Regions from separate parts of the Homo sapiens genome. Here region 2 is linked to region 1. A link is a contact called in ENCODE Hi-C data. All regions are on one chromosome and are shown on one strand. The core of a region is the stretch at or near the end of the contact, and the rest is flanking DNA. Distances in the headings are between cores, read along the strand shown. Region 1 holds the start of LRRN2-AS1 (LRRN2 antisense RNA 1). Region 2 has its middle 33 kb from the start of NUAK2.

What was found. Hi-C counts contacts between places; a loop is a spot of excess contacts on that map. Pooled maps may share reads with other maps.
Region 2: a loop to region 1 is called in a map with no recorded cell type, with 23 times the contacts of the local background. The contact joins the enhancer-like site here to the promoter of LRRN2-AS1 in region 1. A Hi-C loop is called at or near these places in 5 of 37 single-sample maps with no recorded cell type and 7 of 50 pooled maps.

What each region holds. Positions count from the first base shown.
Region 1 is chr1:204,562,895-204,566,206 of GRCh38, reverse strand. It overlaps LRRN2-AS1 (LRRN2 antisense RNA 1), which reads right to left and starts at 2,036. Exons shown (of 13, transcript XR_007066814.1): 1 at 921-2,036. RefSeq lists a silencer at 291-380.
Region 2 is chr1:205,286,881-205,290,240 of GRCh38, reverse strand. No RefSeq gene overlaps it. Among named protein-coding and RNA genes, the nearest start is that of NUAK2, 33 kb to the left of the region's middle. Within about 2 kb of position 1,885, at least 13 of the 41 ENCODE cell types and tissues checked have a DNase peak (open chromatin) inside an H3K27ac peak, as active enhancers do.

The DNA.
Region 1 (3,312 bases), core at 787-3,286:
TGGAGCACCATTTACCCTACACTTCTACTCCATATTTTCCTTCTGGGTGTGAGAGGTATTTTTCAAATGATTTCTTAAAACACCAGGGGTAAGAATATTTCAATAGACTTAAGGGAGTTATACTCAAGCAGATTCAACGATGTTAAGGGCAAGAGGGACCGCCCGCCCCCTTAGATTTTTATAGGTTACTGGTGCCCTCTGGTGGGAGATAAAGGTTACGTCTGTGGGGTATAGGCCCGAGATTTGATTGGTCATTCGTGTTCAGATGCTGCAATCCTCCAGCTTGATGTGCCAGCAAGAAGAGGCAGTATCAGGTGATAAGCACCTCACAGGCGTTATCTCACTGGTCCATCAGCCTGTTTCACAGATTAGGAAGCTGAGGCTTAGAGACACGAGGTGAACTACCTAAGGTCACCCAGCAGGCAGCTAACTGGCAATCCTAATTCATTGCCAAGAATTCCAGGAATGCTGATGGTCAGGTTTTCAAACATAGACAAACTGTCATGCACACTCACACTCACACAAAAAGAAAAGACAAAGAAGAAAGTAGATGCAATTTTCTCCAAAATGTATCCCCTACGAAGGTAGCAGCTTTACCCAGTTTTGAGCATTGTACTTTGCTGGAGTTTAAGATTTCCCAGTTTAGGGCACTGGAAAGTTCGAGTCTCTTTACCTTGAATCAAAAGCATAGCTTATTTCCCACTAGTGATTCTCTTAGAGGTTAATGATGAAGGGGAACAAGCCCTAGACTGAGAGGGGGCAAGAGCTGGTTACCAGACCAAAGGTGTGAATTGGCCATGTGATACTTGATATCACATCTGTTGTTGTAAAGTAAGGGTGTTCAAGAAAGTGATCCTTAAGGCTATAAAAGATATTTTTTTGCACCCCTTGCCCTAAACTTAAAATAAGTGCTCACTCACCTCTCCCTTCTTTTCTCCACTCTTGCAAGGTTTTCCGTGTATGTATGTGTCAGAAATATTGGAGTATCTGCCTAAGCCTAGTAAAACAAAACAAAAATCCATTCTCATCCCCATGATGCTTTCATAATCTTGTCCTTAACCATTTCCCACTGTTCCTCTTCCTCTCCCCAAACCTTTCCCCCTTAGCCTTAGACTTCAGCAGTGGTTCTCAGAATGTGGTTTCTAGGCCGGAAACATCAGCATCACCTGGGAACTTGATAGAAATGCAAATGCTTGGACCGCATGCAGACCTACGTTACTGAAACCTCTGGGTGAGGCCCAACAACCTGTCAAACACCGTCAGACCTGTCAAACTGTTTGCTCAAGTTTGAGAGCCACTGTTCCAGATCAGGGTTCTTAATCTAGGGTCCACAGATGGTTCTAGGAAGTCTAAATGTTTTTTGAATTTGCATATAACATTTTGCACAAGTACATGCCCTTTTTCTGGAGACAAGTTCTCAAAGCAGTCAACTCTTGACTCCAACTACACTATCATTCTGTTTCTTTCTTTCTTTTTTTTTTTCTTTTTGAGACAGTTTTGCTCTTGTCGCCCAGGCTGGAGTGCAATGTCTTGATTTCCACTCACTGCAACCTCCGCCTCCTGGGTTCAAGCGATTCTCCAGTCTCAGCCTCCTGAGTAGCTGGGATTACAGGTGCCCACCACCACGCCCAGCTAATTTTTGTATTCTTAGTAGAGATGGGTTTCACCATGTTGGCCAGGCTGGTCTCAAACTCCTGACCTCAGGTGATCCGCCCACCTCCGGCCTCCCAAAGTGCTGGGATTACAGGTGTGAGCCACCGCACCCGGCCTATCACTCTGTTTCATAAACAACTTCCTGCCTACATCTGCAAACTCTTCTTTCCTCCTCTTCTTTGCCTTAAAAGATACCTGGCTTTCCCTCCAAAGGATCTTGGTGGTCACTTTCCCATACCTCATGTGCTTTCAGGATAGGGTATGGGGCCTCCCCAGTACTGCACTCAGACCCCTATTCTTCCACACTTCCAAATCTCTGCATATATATATATACACATATATATATATACACACACACACACATATATATACACACACATATATATATACACATATATATACCAAATCTCTGCATATATATACACACACATACACACACACACACACACACATATACATATATATATTTAGATCTATACTCCCCTTTACTCCTCCTTTACTGCTGTCATCTGCTGACTTTGCTCACACTTTCCCTTGTTCATTACAGACTTTGGGTTCCTACCTCCTACCAGCTTCCTGGATGATAACAACATCACATGAATGACCCATCTAACACCACGGCCTCGTGGGACCTTAACCACTTCATGTCAAAGAATTTCACCTTCACATACTCCAGCCACTCACTCTGTTAGGCCCTGGGAGCTTGCCCTCATCTGGGATGCTCCACCGTATGCCAGTCAGCTTATGCCAAATTACACTGTGGTAACAAACCCCCAAATCTCAATCGCTTGAATTAACAAAAGCTTGTTCCTTTGTCCCTCGCAGGATAGGTACAGCTATGGTCCCTGTTCTCTTCAGTCTTGGAGACAGGTCAAAGGGAGCAGCCCCCATTTTGGGACACACTAGCCTCACGTGGAGGAAAAAGAGCACTGACTTACCCACACAATGGTCCCTAAGCCTCTGCTCAGAATAGCACAGTTCATTTCCACTTGCATCCCATTGGCCAGCCCGCTGCCAGTGGTGCAGGAAGTGCAATCTTTTCCAAGGCCTGGTAGAGAAAAGCTGCGCAGGTTTTGACAGTAATACATCTACCACAGCCTTTGAAGTCCTATTAGATCTTTCTTCCTCTCTCTCTCTCTCAACATAGCGACCTGTCTTTTCAGCTCCTGGTCCTCTCCTCCTACTGTACTATTCTTCAGTTTCAATCAGCCCCCTCCTGGAAATGACAATAGATAACATTTACTGAACACTTAGTAGGTTCTATCTTGACATCTATTATCTCGTGAGTCATTGAGAGCTTAGAGAAGTTAGCCTGTCTTCACCTCATTCTGTCTTCTAGGTTAGAACCATTACTTCGCCTATGAGGAAAACAGAAGAACCAGATAGAACTGAGAGGCCAGGTCAGGGCCATAAATGTGTGACACCAATCTGCAGGTTGTGTGATGTTTCTCCTGTAGTACGCATTGGCTGGCCTCAGTGGTCCTCAACCAGAGGCCATTCTCCCACTTAAGTAATATTTACCAATGTCTGCGGACATTTTTTATTGTCATAATTAGGGGAGTGCTACTGGCATCTAGGGAGCAGAGGCCAAGAATGCTGCTAAACATCTTAGAACACACAGGACAGCCCCCATCACAGAATTCTTCAATCCAAAATGTC
Region 2 (3,360 bases), core at 636-3,135, 720 kb before region 1:
TCTTTGGGTGTCCTCAATAATTTCTAACAGTGTAAAGAGATCCTGAGATCAAAATGGTTGAGAACTGCTGCTTTCATGCGAAGGAATACAAGGTTGGGTGCAGCGACTCACGCCTGTAATCCCAGCACTCTGGGAGGATGAGGCGGGTGGATCACTTGAGGCCAGGAGTTCAAGACCACCCTGGGCTATATGGCGAAACCCCATCTCTACTAAAAATGCAAAAATTAGCTGAGCATGGTGGTATGTGCCTGTAATCCCAGCTATCTGGGAGGCTGAGGTGGGAGGATCCCTTGAGCCTAGGAGGTTGAGGCTGCAGTGAGTTGAGATCACACCACTGCTCTCTAGCCTGGGTGACACAGTAAGACTGTCTCCAAACAAAAAGAGAAGGAATACAGCAGGCAGGGGGTTGCCAGATAAAAGAAAGGATGTCCAGTTACATTTGAATTTCCGATAAACAATGAATTTTTTTTTAGTATAATATTACACAGGACATGCTTAACTAAAAAGTTATTCATTTTTTTTTTTGTTTTTTTTTTTTTTGAGACGGAGTCTTGCTCTTTTGCCCAGGCTGGAGTACAGTGGTACAGTCTCGGCTCACTACAACCTCCGTCTCCTGGGTTCAAGCAATTCTCCTGCCTCAGCCTACTGAGTAGCTGGGATTACAGGCGCACGCCACCACACGCGGCTAATTTTTGTATTTTTAGTAGAGATAGGGTTTCACCATGTTGATCAGGCTGGTCTCGAACTCCTGACCTCATGATCCGCCCACCTCAGCCTCCCAAAGTGCTGGGATTACAGGCATAAGCCACTGCCCCTGGCCTTCTATTCATTGTTTATCTGAAATTCAAATTTAAATGGGTGTTCTGTGTTCTGTATTTTTACTTGCAAAATATGGCAACCCTAATAGCAGGAGAGATTTGGGTTAGTCAACAGGATGAACTTGGATCAGATATTGGGATTCTGACCCAGGGAAGGATGGAGAATCCCCTATTCTGGACAGCTTTAAAAAAGGAGAATGTGGGCCAAGTGTGGTGGCTCATGCCTGTAATCCCAGCACTTTGGGAGGCCAAGGCAGGCGGATCACCTGAGGTCAGGAGTTCAAGACCAGCCTGACCAACATGGAGAAACCCCGTCTCTACTAAAAATACAAAATTAGCCGGGTGTCGTGGTGTATGCCTGTAATCCCAGCTACTTGGGAGGCTGAGGTAGGAGAATCGCTTGAACCCAGAGGGCGGAGGTTGCGGTGAGCTGAGATCACACCATTGCACTCCAGCGTGGGCAACAAGAGCAAAACTCTGTCTGGAAAAAAAAAAAAAAGAAAAAAAAGGAGAATGTGGCCAGGTGCGGTGGCTCACACCTATAATCCCAGCACTTTGGGAGGCTGAGGTCAGGAGTTCAAGACCAGCCTGGCCAACATGGAGAAATACTGCCTCTACTAAAAATACAAAAATTAGCCAGGTATGGTGGCACATGCCTGTAATCCCAGCTACTCAGGAAGCTGAGACAGGAGAATCACTTGAAGCTGGGAGGCAGAGGTTGCAGCGAGCCAAGATCGTGCCACTGCACTGCACTCCAGCCTGGGCAGCAGAGTGAGACTCTACCTCAAAAAAAAAAACAAAAAAAAAAAGCAAAAAAAAAGAAAGGTGAATGTGTCTGAGGACTGAAGGGCAAGCCTCTAAATGCTTAGGGGTAGAGTTTATAGTCAGAGGGACCTTCCTGCAGCTGGGCCAGAGACTCACCCACCCTCTAGAAACCTCAGCAGCTGAGGATGAACAAAACCCACAGGAAGTGGTGGAAGTGAAACTTGGTGTCAGTGTTGTTGTTATTAAAAGGGGGAAGTGACACCGGGTGAGTGAAGGGTGGGTGGAGGTGAAGTCTCTATAGGCAGCGAGGTCATTCGGCAGCGCCCCCCTTCCTGCTCTGCTAAGAATAGTTACGGTTGTGATAGGGGTGTGGTTTGTCTGAGGCTGGGGGAATGAATCTCGCTTGATGTCTGGATGGGGCAGAGCAGAAGTAGCACTGGGGTGGTCAGAGCTTCAAGTCAGGTGGCAGCAAAACCTAAGAAGCATTTTTGGGTTTGGAAATAAACAAATAAGTGGCCTCAGAAGCAGCTCAGAGGAGAAGGATCCTGCCTTCCAGCTAAGAGAACTATAAGAGGGAAGCAGGGCCCATGACCATGACAGTCCCTCCTCTAGTCAGCTTGGGAAGCTCTGAGAAGCTCTTTCCATTAAGAGAGTCAGGGATGCTCCAGAAATCAGGCTGGCAGGGAGGCTGCAGTGCGTTTTTGTCTCTAGCACTTACTGAGCACTTACTGTGTGCTTGACATTGTGCCAGGCCCTGAGGCTCCAGAATTAAATACAGTGTGGTTCCTGCGCTCCAGAGGTTGGAAGTCCAGTGGAAGAGATATGCATCAAACTAATATAAATTCATGAATTCATTGTGATCAGAGGTAATAGTTGAAAGCCCAAGCAGCAGCCTACCTACTGTGAGCCTGAGCCCACCCCTCAGCAACTCCCCAGCCCTGGCCCAGGCTGCAAACCAACAGAGGCCGGAGTCACCCAGCTGCCTGCAGAGCAGTGCATCAAGTCAGGACCCTTTCTCTGCCCAGACGTCTTTGCCAACTGTTTGGAACAAAGGGAAATCATCTGGTTTGGGGAAAGACATAAGAATGACCGTTTTCTTTCCTAAACCTTCACCCTCTCCCATTTCGGCCTGAGAAAAGCTGTTAGATGCTTCTTCAGAGGGTTTCTAAGGGCCACAATTGCCTTCCACCTAAGAGGGAACAGGGTGGGGAGGGGTGGCAATGGCCTTCTTTGACCGCAGAGGTTTTGGATTTAGCCTGAAGTCACAGAACAACTGAAGCCAAGAGACAGTTCACCCTTTCTGGTGTCTAGAGCTTATTGAACAAATGTCCATTGACCCCCTATTGCTAGGGGCAGGGGTGAAATATTGAGTTGAGTCCAGGGCTCCAGCCTACTAGAGGCACAGTCTGTAGAGAAGTCAGATAATGACCAGGCGGTGCCTAAGCTGGATCTGAATCCAGGGCCTTTAGTCATCAGACACTGGACAGATTCTTCGTGGAGGGAGTTGGGCCTTGAAGGCTGAAGAGTTTTCTGGGTCAAGTACATGTTTAGGGAGCAAGAATTCCTTGGAAACTTAAAAACTGGTCTCCCATGGTCAAGTCTGGCTCCTGTATGTGAACATCATACACACAGAACATGGCTCTGTATCCTGACTCCTATGCACCCCCGGCCACATTGTATACTCCTGCTTGTATGCTCCTGGCCAGTGAGGTGTCTGCAGTCTTGGGACAAGTGGTGGCCAGGGAGTCTTTGTCCCCTGGGTTCCTGGGGTTCAGGC